Linked DNA regions of Homo sapiens: regions 1 and 2 are each linked to region 3. A link is a contact called in ENCODE Hi-C or POLR2A ChIA-PET data. All regions are on one chromosome and are shown on one strand. The core of a region is the stretch at or near the end of the contact, and the rest is flanking DNA. Distances in the headings are between cores, read along the strand shown. Region 1 overlaps DGAT2 (diacylglycerol O-acyltransferase 2). Region 2 holds the start of DGAT2-DT (DGAT2 divergent transcript). Region 3 holds the start of MAP6-AS1 (MAP6 antisense RNA 1).

What was found. A loop is a pair of places that touch in the nucleus more often than their neighbours do. ChIA-PET counts read pairs that join two places held with the same protein, here RNA polymerase II (POLR2A). Pooled maps may share reads with other maps.
Region 1: a loop to region 3 is called in a map of posterior cingulate gyrus, with 2.1 times the contacts of the local background. The contact joins the enhancer-like site here to the promoter of MAP6-AS1 in region 3. A Hi-C loop is called at or near these places in 3 of 168 maps with a recorded cell type or tissue (PC-9, mammary epithelial cell and posterior cingulate gyrus) and 5 of 50 pooled maps. POLR2A ChIA-PET finds 5 or more read pairs at or near these places in 3 of 52 experiments (A549, Caco-2 and PC-9).
Region 2: a map of Caco-2 shows a loop between it and region 3 (7-fold over the local background). The contact joins the promoter of DGAT2-DT here to the promoter of MAP6-AS1 in region 3. A Hi-C loop is called at or near these places in 4 of 168 maps with a recorded cell type or tissue (Caco-2, GM12878, HepG2 and 1 more), 6 of 37 single-sample maps with no recorded cell type and 10 of 50 pooled maps. POLR2A ChIA-PET finds 5 or more read pairs at or near these places in 9 of 52 experiments (Caco-2, H1, PC-9 and 6 more).

The regions. Positions count from the first base shown.
Region 1 is chr11:75,791,454-75,794,595 of GRCh38, reverse strand. All of the region lies in intron 4 of DGAT2 (diacylglycerol O-acyltransferase 2), which reads right to left. Among named protein-coding and RNA genes, the nearest start is that of UVRAG-DT, 22 kb to the left of the region's middle. Within about 2 kb of position 1,480, at least 3 of the 41 ENCODE cell types and tissues checked have a DNase peak (open chromatin) inside an H3K27ac peak, as active enhancers do.
Region 2 is chr11:75,767,397-75,770,461 of GRCh38, reverse strand. It overlaps DGAT2-DT (DGAT2 divergent transcript), which reads left to right and starts at 1,815. Exons shown (of 4, transcript NR_046090.1): 1 at 1,815-1,968. It overlaps DGAT2 (diacylglycerol O-acyltransferase 2), which reads right to left and starts at 1,684. Exons shown (of 8, transcript NM_032564.5): 1 at 1,350-1,684. The coding sequence starts at 1,470. RefSeq lists silencers at 1,365-1,604, 1,685-1,794 and an enhancer at 1,881-2,381.
Region 3 is chr11:75,581,234-75,584,721 of GRCh38, reverse strand. It overlaps MAP6-AS1 (MAP6 antisense RNA 1), which reads right to left and starts at 1,526. Exons shown (of 2, transcript NR_145823.1): 1 at 1,441-1,526. RefSeq lists an enhancer at 1-492 and silencers at 1,239-1,388, 1,399-1,508.

The sequences.
Region 1 (3,142 bases), core at 231-2,730, 210 kb before region 3:
ATGGACATTTTAAAAGCTTCCAAAATTTCCCTCTTAGAAGTAATGCTTCAATAAATACCTTATCTTTGTCCACATATCTGATTGCTTTTGTGAAACAAACTTCTAGAAATACAATTCCTGGATAACAAGGAATGAACACGTTGGTCTTTTTGGCTGCCCTGCCTCAAAAGAGGTGACATCAATGACACTCCCACCTGAGTGCTGCAAAGTGCCCCTTCCCTGCACTGGTGCCAGCTGGAAGCAGAGTCACTGGCCACCAGCAGAATGTCAAGAGCCCAGGTTTTCTGTGACTCCAGATTTGGGAGCCTCCTGGCAGAGCTGAAGGACTTGTGTGCAGCTCTGGGGGAGAGGGTGCTGGTGGCTGGCCTTGGAAAATTGAAATGCAAATCTTCAGGTGACAGAGGGGATGGAAAAGGCTGGCTGGCACCACTCCCAGCTCTGACGCTGCCAGTCTGTGCAAATGTGAGCAAGACTCCCTCACTCTCATCCCCACTGCTTGGGGCACTGATGCTCTTTCTCCCGCTTTGCCCTTGGCAAACAGATTAAAGTTGCTCAAAAACCAAACCAACTCTCAGCTACTCCCCAAATAAATGGGAAACAGCAGCAGTCTAATCCATAGCTAGTGGGGCTCGGGGCAGCGAGCAGATCTCAAAATCTCGTTTACATGAGCTCTGTTAAGATTGCTGTTCCAATGTTTTGCCTAACAAGCAGGTCTGCCCACCAAGTTAGCTCTCAGTGAAGCTGGAATTAAAAAGTTCCTTGTGCTAGTTTTGATGAAAAAGGCAGGCAGGCATTGAGGGAAGAGCTGGGGCAGCCAATACCAGGTGGGAAACTTGGAAACTTGCTCCTGAGCTGATGGCCAGGCCTGGGATAGTTACCCTGGCAGGTGACCATCACGCCGTGCAGCATCTTTTTGTCCCCTTCCTATGGCTCCCCCGACCTTCCCACTGGGCCGATAACCAGGAACCCACAGCACTGCATGGGCTGGCAGAGCCCTGAAAGGTCTAAGCCATTCCTTGGATGACGGGGGGAAGCTGAGGCCTAGAAAAGGGAGCTGCAATTCCCCTGTGGAGGTCACAGCAAATTATCCTGCACATCTGGAGCAGGCCAGTCGCTGCACTTTTCCCTGGGCTGCTGGATGAAGATGTGTCACCCAGTGGGCCCCAGGTGGCTCTTTAAATCATTTCCTCCCTCCCCAAGGCTCTGATGGGACATTTGGTTGAATGAGGTGCCTTGGGACACAGTGCAAGTCAATGCCCTTGCTGTAGGACCCAGAAGAATGTAGGCATCTGACCAGCTCTGATCTGTTTTCATGTCACACTCCCCTCCCCCAGGGCTGGAGAGAATGTCCGTTCTGGAAGGAGGGGAAGGATACCGCCAATGAAGGTTCTGTTGACATGCCTGCTCTTGTGTCCTCTTGCTGCCTGTTTCCCGTGGCAAAGTCCCAGCCCAACACGATGCCCAGGCCCGGCCTGCTCGCTAATGTCAGTCTGGGACACATTCCTATCAAGTCACTCTTTATACCCTCCCTCCCAGGAGAGGCAAGGTGCTCAGATAGGCTTGTCCCACCACAGCAGTGCATAGAGGAAAAAATTCAGACCCACAGAAGAGCAAAGGCTTGCTTAAGTTTACACAGCACGGCATGGTGATGGTGAAAGTAACACAGGAGTAAGACCATGGGCCCCAAAGCAGACAGCCCTGGTTCCTACACTAGTCCTGCTACTACTTAAGCTTTGTGACCTTGGGATAGTCCCTCCTCTCTGTGCCTCAGTAAGCCTATCAGTGAAATGAGGCAGATGGACAGGTGATTCTAAGCTTAGAGAGAGTGTTTCCTAGTCTCCTCTCCAAGGATTCTGCCTACACTTTGGGGAGAGGTGATGTGGGGCACTGTCTGCTCCTCTTCCAGGTGGCTGGTGGTCTCGGTGGCTGTTGCTAACACAAGAACCCCACCTGTGCCAACAGAAGGGATACACTCTGGGCCAGATGAGCTGTTCTGGCAGCAAAGACCAGAGTCCCACCAGGAAGGGAGTAGGTGGGCGGGTGGGTACAGCGGCAGATCTTCATTACATGATTACTGGCAAGAGGCCAGGAAAAGGGGGTGGGACAGGAGGGTCACACACACCCCCATAGAGTGTCAGACCTGATGTCAGATCACCAAGGCCAAGTGAAGGGGAGATTGAGGCCCAGAGGGAGAGAGGCAGGCTCAGCCTAAGCCCCGGGTTGATCAGCCTAAGCCCCGGGTTGAGGCTCAACACCCCAGCCTGCCTCGGGCCCAGTTTGGCTTTTGTCCTAGTGCCCCAGGGAGCCCTCACAGGGCCAGGTTGTATGTGCCCTAAGGCTCCAACTCCCAGCTGACTTCTTGGAACAGAGATGTGAGAAGGACACAGGGGTTTGTTTGGTTCTTTTGGAAGGGTGGAGATCAGATAGCAAAGGACACCTGCCTGTCCCAGGTCTGACCAACAATCATCAGGTCATCCTGTTCTAAGTGGATGGGGCTACTGGCCTCCTGGAGACTTCCAGAGGACCAGGCCACAGTGGCAACAGAGAACACTGGAGCCTGGCCCCTGAGGTGAGAGAGAAAGCAGAAAGAACAGTCTATCATCACTCCCACCCAATCAGAACTGATTACTTTTCATCATACAGACAGCTCCATTTTGCAGATGAGGCTCAGCAGGCTTGAGAAAGTCTGCCCATGGCCCCATGGCAGAAAGTGACAAAGTCTATCAGGATGCAATAGACACCCCAAGGGCAGGGCTGACTTGTGTCCCCATGCCCAGCACAGCCCTGCACTGGACAGGGAGCAATGGTGGCAGGTTAATAAATGGAGTGACAGGGCAGGAACTTAAACTGAGATCTCCAGCAGCAACGGGGGAGAGGGAGACCCAGGAAGCTGGAATCAATCCAATGGGGAAATCCAGGGATTGAATCTCTCCCAGAGAAACAGGCAGTAGGAAATCAGTGGAAAAGAACCTGGGCCCTGAATTCAATAAGCCTGGATGGTGGTTGCAATGTTGCCATCATACTAGACTATGCAGCCTGGACAAGTCCTGCCCATCTCTGAGGCTCAGTTTCTTTACCTCCAAAATTAGAGGGTTGGGTCCTATGATGCAACTTTCTCCCAACAAAAACAGCTTCAAATTTT
Region 2 (3,065 bases), core at 566-3,065, 190 kb before region 3:
AGAGAAGGGGCTGTCAGAGGCTACTGGCTGGATACATGGGGCAGCTCAAGCTGCTCGCCCCCGAGACAGGGCAGCAGCTGGGTTCCTCTTCAAGGGCTACGAGCAGCACCCACACCAAGAGGGGCAGATAACCACAGCGATAATCACACAAGAAGCAATGCCAATGCCTAGGTCACAGTTAAAGTGTGGTACAGCTGCAGGGTGGGTTATTGCAACCACTAGGACATTGTAAGTGATTCTGATTAACAGAAGGGAAACCTCGATGTTACATTAAGGGGGAGAAAACAAGATTCATAACTATATCTACAGCATGTCCTCAATTGTATCTATGCAATGTGTATAAAGAAAATGATCAAGAGATATACTAAAATGCTAATAGGAAGGTATCTTTGGATAGTCGATTTACCAGAAATTTTTTTCATTTGTCTATATTTTCAAAAATTCCATAATTAGCAAGCTTTATTTTTGTAACAAAGGTGGGCGGTGTAGGCGACCGTTAGTTACTAAAGAAAAATCCATGTCAGAGAGGCTCAGCAAACAGAATACAGACTTAGAAAGAGGGAGAGGGGCTTCATGCAAGACACACACGCAGACCAGGACAGCTGTGATGACTTCCCAGGGTCTACCGGATTTGTACTTGAATCCAGGGGTCAAGGCATCAGCTAAGGAAAACTTAGGCATGCTTCCTCCCACTTCAGTTTCTCCAGCTCTAGGTAAGGGAGGTGGGGGTTGGAAGAGTTGCTATTCCTCGCTTGGGAAAAGCTGCGGGGGGTGCGGGGCGGGGGTTGATTTCAACTCTGCGCGATTCACTGAGGACCTCAGTTCTACCTTGGAGGACATGCAGGGTCCTCTCCGCTGCCTTCTAAGCATGCCAGGCTCAAGAGTTGCTGCTATGTGGGCTCCAGAGCCTGGGCGAGAGGATGGATGTGGGACAGAGGACAGGGCAGACACACCTGTTCCAGTCGGGCATGTTCCCCGTCTGGTGGCTGTCTCAGGAGACGGCAAAACCCATACCATCCTGCCCATCCAGTCTATCACTGCCAAAGCTCGCTCTACCTGGTGAAGGGAGAGGGGAGGGAAGTGCCAGGGGTCACCAGCCGCAGTGGGGGCTGGGGAGGAGTTCTCGAATATCCCTAATAACTAAGAATGGTGGGTGGTACCGCTCCCACCTCACGGATGAGGGAAACAAGCTGGGGGGCGGGTGGAAAGCGATGTAACAGAGGTCGTAAAAATTGATGAGTGCCACAGTGGAGAATGAACGTGGACTCATCAGTACCCACCAGCCTGCCACAGGGCCCTTTCCAGAAAATCTTCTCGCAGGTCCATAACCCCTGCGCCGTGGCACTCACCCCATCTCCCAGACCCCTCGCGCGACAGCGCAGGTCCTCCGTGAGAGCGCTGGCTCCGGTCAGCCTCGGCCTGACGCTCGCCGCGCAGGACCCCGGAGTAGGCGGCTATGAGGGTCTTCATGGCTGAAGCCCGCCCAGTCACGGCCCCGCGGGAAGCCGCTTCACCCCGCGCCCCTGGCCCATGCCCCGGCCCCCGGGGCCAGGGCTTCGCGCAGAGCACAGGGGTCCCGGGACGGCGTCGAGGCTGGGCGGCTAGGACACCTGGAGCTGCGGCCGGCGGCCAGTGGTGGCGCGAGAGAAACAGCCTAGACCCCAGCAGAGGCGGCAGCCGCGGCGCTGGCGTCCCGGAGCGCAACACTTTATCACCTCACAACGGGGCAGGCGCCGACGCGGCGGGCGGGGCGGGCCGTTCTAAGCCGCCGCCCGCGCCACTTGCTTGTGGGGGAACCGCACCTGAGGCTCTGCTTGGCGCGGGCCCGGGGCTGGCCAGCAGCCTGCTCCGCGCGGATCCGGGGAATGCGTGAGAGGAGAGCAGCTCTGAGCCCTGCTTCCAAGGGGCGCGCCCGGTTATTCCCCTCGCTCCCTCAGTCCGACCCCGGGCGCTCCCCCGCGGAGATTGGTACGGCCCGGCGGCCAGTACCCGGGCGGGGAAAACCAAGCACGTGCGGTGCAGGCAGAGGGCGTGCAGGGGGTCGGGCCTTTACTCTTTAGGAGGGGCTGTCTTTTGGCAGCAAAGATGCGAAGGTCCCGCTTTTGGTCACTGGTATCAGGATTAGTTAGGTTAGGGCTGGGTATCTCAACCACCCAAACTGCTTCTGGCTTTCCATCTCTTTATTAAGAAACCTCACAGAGCACCTATACCCTGCTGGGTGCTGGGGACCCAGCCAGATCAGCCCAGGTTCTGCCCTTGGGATGCTCACGCTGGGGGGCAGCAGAGACAGCCGCACACAGTCACTGGTGACAACGGCCGGGACAAGCGAGAAACCAGGGGGCTATGGAACCACAGAGTAGAGAAGACTCTGCCCTGGGCTGGGGGAGTGGGGGCGCTGGTGCACTTCCCAGAGAGGTTGGTGCACAGCAGGTTTGGAATCAGATAGACTAGGAGTCCAGTTCTTGCCCTGCCTCTCTTGAGCCTCAGTTTCCATATCTGTAAAATGGGAATAATAATTATTATTTTTGTGAGGTACTTTGAGAAGTAAATGAGATAAGGTATAAAAAGAGCCTAGGTAGTGTCTGGCACATAGAAAGCATTCCAGAATGGTTTGCCCATTAATGAATAGGAATTTTGCAGATGGAAGGTGTGAGGGCAAAGCAGAAAGATAGGCATAAAGTGTTAGAAAAGCCAGCATGTTTGGGGCAGGGCTGGGGGCCCTGGAGTGGCTGGAGCCCAGGCAACTGTGGAAAATGAGGCTGAAGTGAGAGGCGCGGGTGCTTGAACTGAGAGAGGTTTGGGAGTGCCACTCTTGAGATATTGGGGGGGAGCCGGGTCTTGGGAGAGCTTTAGTAGGGAAATGGCTGGTCAGGTGGGTTTTAAGTGTCCTTAGCCATGGTATGGGAAATGGACAGGAGAGGCTGTAGGTCAGGAGGGCAGTGGGGAGGCTGTAGGGGCGGGGGATCCATGTGAGAGAGGATGAGCCTCAAGGCACGGCAGTGGTAGAGGGAATGGAGGGAAGGCCTGATCTAGGGAAGAGCATAGGAAGCGAGATCCACCAGCAT
Region 3 (3,488 bases), core at 277-2,776:
GAGATTGCAGTGAGCTGAGATCTAGCCACTGCACTCCAGCCCGGGCGATAGAGCGAGACTCTGTCTCAAAAAAAAAAATCGCATGTGGACACCTTCCTCCTCCTCCCAGTCCTTCCTCTGACCCACACACCAGGTCCCATGACACACACGTTTCCACAGGCCAAGCGAACCGTGGCGCCATCTCTGAGAAGCAGAACAAGGTTTCCCTGAGGGCCTCCGAGACACCCGGGGGCAGATGTCCAGGCCACTGGCTACCAAGGCTTGACCTCTGAAGAGACGTCTGGAAACAGGGCCTGGTAGTCAGCTGCCCTGGGGCTGGGGGGAGGATGGTCACAAGCCCCACATGAAGGACGCTGCGCTCCCTCAGAGAGTGTCAGAATGGAAAGAGATGTGGGTCCTGTTCCAAGCGTTGCGGACTTAAGAGGTCAGAGAGAATCGCCCAGAAAAAGTTCAGAGGGGCTGGCCCGGAGCTGTAAGGAGGAACCAGGGAACTGTGGTGCCCGGAGTGATTCAATCAGGAGACAGTGAGGCCGGGTCGAAAGCTGGGAGGGCCGGCGCAGATGAGGACTGAGGGGTGGCCGCTAGATCTGGCAGTTTCTGCTATGAGCCCAGAGCCAGCCCCTCAACATCTTCATTTGCAAGCCGGTCCTGACGCACAGAGCAGCGCCTCTGAGCTGCAGGCCTTCCCAGCTCAGTCCAGTCCAGCCCTCCACTACCCAGAAAGAAGGCCCAGTGCGGGAGGAGGGGCTCTGGGTCCCCATCTTGGGGTGGGGCAGGGAGGGCGGGGGCGCACCCGACTCTCCTGGCCCTTCTTACAAGCAGGCTTCACTCGAGGCCTAGCTCCTCCCTGCGGCAGCCACTTCCCAGTCTCCCGCGGCGTCCCCTTCCCCACCTCTCCCTCCTCCCTCCTCTCCTTCTTCCTCCCAGCTGCGGGAACTCACAAAGCAGGGGCGACCGCAACCCCGCAGTCCGCGGGCTCCCGCGCCCCTGCTGCAGCCGCCCGGGGAGGGGAGAGGACGGCCCCGCGGCGCCGCAGAAAGGGCGCCCCTACGCCGCGAGGGGCAGGGAGTCGGGGGGTCTCTGGAATGGGAGGCTCCCCACCCGGCCCAGAGGCAAAGGCGACCCGCTGAAACTGGATGGGCCGGCGGCGGAACTCCGACCCGAGAGTCCCACTCCGAAGATGCCCAGGCTCGGGAGGGCGTCTCCGCCCACAGAGCCCCGCTACCAGGGCTCTCGGCTCGGAAACAGCAGCCCCCGTCCCCGCGCACTCGCACAGCCCCCCGCCTGCAGGCTCATCTCCGGCCCCGCCCCGGGCTCCGGGCTCCGCCGCCCGTGCAGCCTGGCCCCGCGAGACCTCGGGACGCGGGATCGGGCCGGTGGGAAGGATAGTGCCCTGGCGAGGGTGGGCGAAAGAGGCCCCGGTATCTGCGCTCTGCCTACCCGCTTTGGGCCGCTAGAAGGCCTGGCTGGGAGACCCTTTCCGGGAGCTGGGCCGAGGCCTCTCTGGAGTCCCCGGTGGCTGGTCTGGGGAAAGGCCGCGATGTTAGTCCTCACACAATGGACCCCACCCGTGATACCTGCCGACGCCCCACACGGCCTAGGCACCTTGTGCCATATTGGGGGAGCGGGGAGACGGTCTATGTGGACAAGGGACAGGAGCCAACTCGGACTGGAGCGACACTTTCGGGAGTCTGTGCCGCTGAGTGGATGGATGGTCTAGAGGAAGTGGGTGGGAATGCACTCGGGTTGACCCAGTTCTCAGCCAGAAACCGGGAAATCCTTTTCAGTACCAGTCTCCGACCCTCAGCTTCCAAACTATCAGTAAGACCTGCCTGGCCTTCCTGCTAAATAGCAAATTTGCCCACTTTTCACTATCTCTATGGCCACCCCCTCTTACCTCACCCATCTCACAATTTGTAATTCAGTCTATGCATCACAGCATGGCACTCAGGTGTAAGAAATGCCACGTCTTTATTTTGGTAAATCTAATTAAATAGACTGGGAGCCCCCTTCTCTCGTTGCCACGGTTGACAGGAAATCTGATATTAGTCATTTTCCTGGAGCCTCATCCTGTCTTTGGGGCTTATCACAATTCCAGGAGGTTCAGGCCATCCTGAGAAGAATCACTATGGCTTCCCTGAGCCCAAGCCGGGGGGCTGGCAGCCCCTCTCCCTCTCCCTAGGGCTTGGCTGGGGACCTCCCAAAGCCTGCCCAGGTTGTGGTATTTCTGCCCAGTTTGCCCAGGCATTCCTATAGCTTCCACATCTGAGCCCATCCCTCAGAGGCCCTGCAACCCAGCCCGCAGGCGCGTGGCCCTTTCTGCACACCTTCATTCCCGGAGGGAAGCCACTCCATCCCTCATCCATCAAAGCACCTGCACTTTCACTCCCTCTCCACCTTGGGCCATCAGTTCAACATCCTCTGCTGGGTGTGGTGGTGCATGCCTGTAGTTCCAGCTATTTCGGAGGCTGAGGCTTGAACCCAGGAGCTCAAGGCTGCAGTGAGCTCTGATCATTCTACTGTGCTCAAGAGCCCATCTCTTGAAGTGGGGGGAAAAGGGGAAAAATCCTCTACGGCGTTTATTCTGGTTCTGGGTGGGCCAGGGCTTCACTGTTTTACATTCCCACCCACAGTGTAGGAGGGTTCCAGTTTCTCCACATCCTTACCAACACTTGTTATTGTCCATCTTTTTCATGTAGCAGTAATTTCTTTGGCTTGTTCCAGAATCTTACATTTTTTTCTTACATAAAAATTGGTATCTAATAAATATGAGTAGATCTCTATTGTTGTGTGGATTAATGGGAATCCAGGAAACAGCTTGTTTTGGCAGGAGGATGGACTCAATTTGGTGTCCAGACTTCTGGACATGGTGGTCTGAGACTGGGAAAAGGGTCTGAGCTGAAGGCGGAGATGCAGACCTCATTGAAATGTGAGCCTCGCCAACCCACAGAAGGTAAAAAGGCTATGAGAGAGGGTGAGTTTACCCAGCAGGAGTGTGGAAAGCGAGAGACGGATGGGGTCAGGTCAGAGCGCTGGGAAACACCCACATTCAGGGGACAGGCAAAAGAAGGAGCCCCCAAGTGGAGGCTGCCCTAAAGCAGCAGAGGAGTCAGAAGAAAACTAGAAAGGAATGTCACCTTGGGGAAGACATCAAGGATGAAGAGTTAACAGGGTTAGAGACCATAACGGCTTCCCTGCAATATGGATTTAGAATCTGTTGAACAAAATGGGCAAAATGTCGTTACATATTGAAGTTTTGTGATGGGTACTATTATTTATTTATTTTGAGATGGAGTCTCACTCTGTCGGCCAGGCTGGAGTGTGGTAGTGAAATCTCCGCTCACTGCAACCTCCGCTTCCCAGGTTCAAGTGATTCTCCTGTCTCAGCCTCCCGAGTAGCTGGGACTACAGGCGCACACCACCACGCCTAGCTAATTTTTGTATTTTTAGCAGAAACAGGATTTCACCATGTTGGTCAGGCTGGTCTT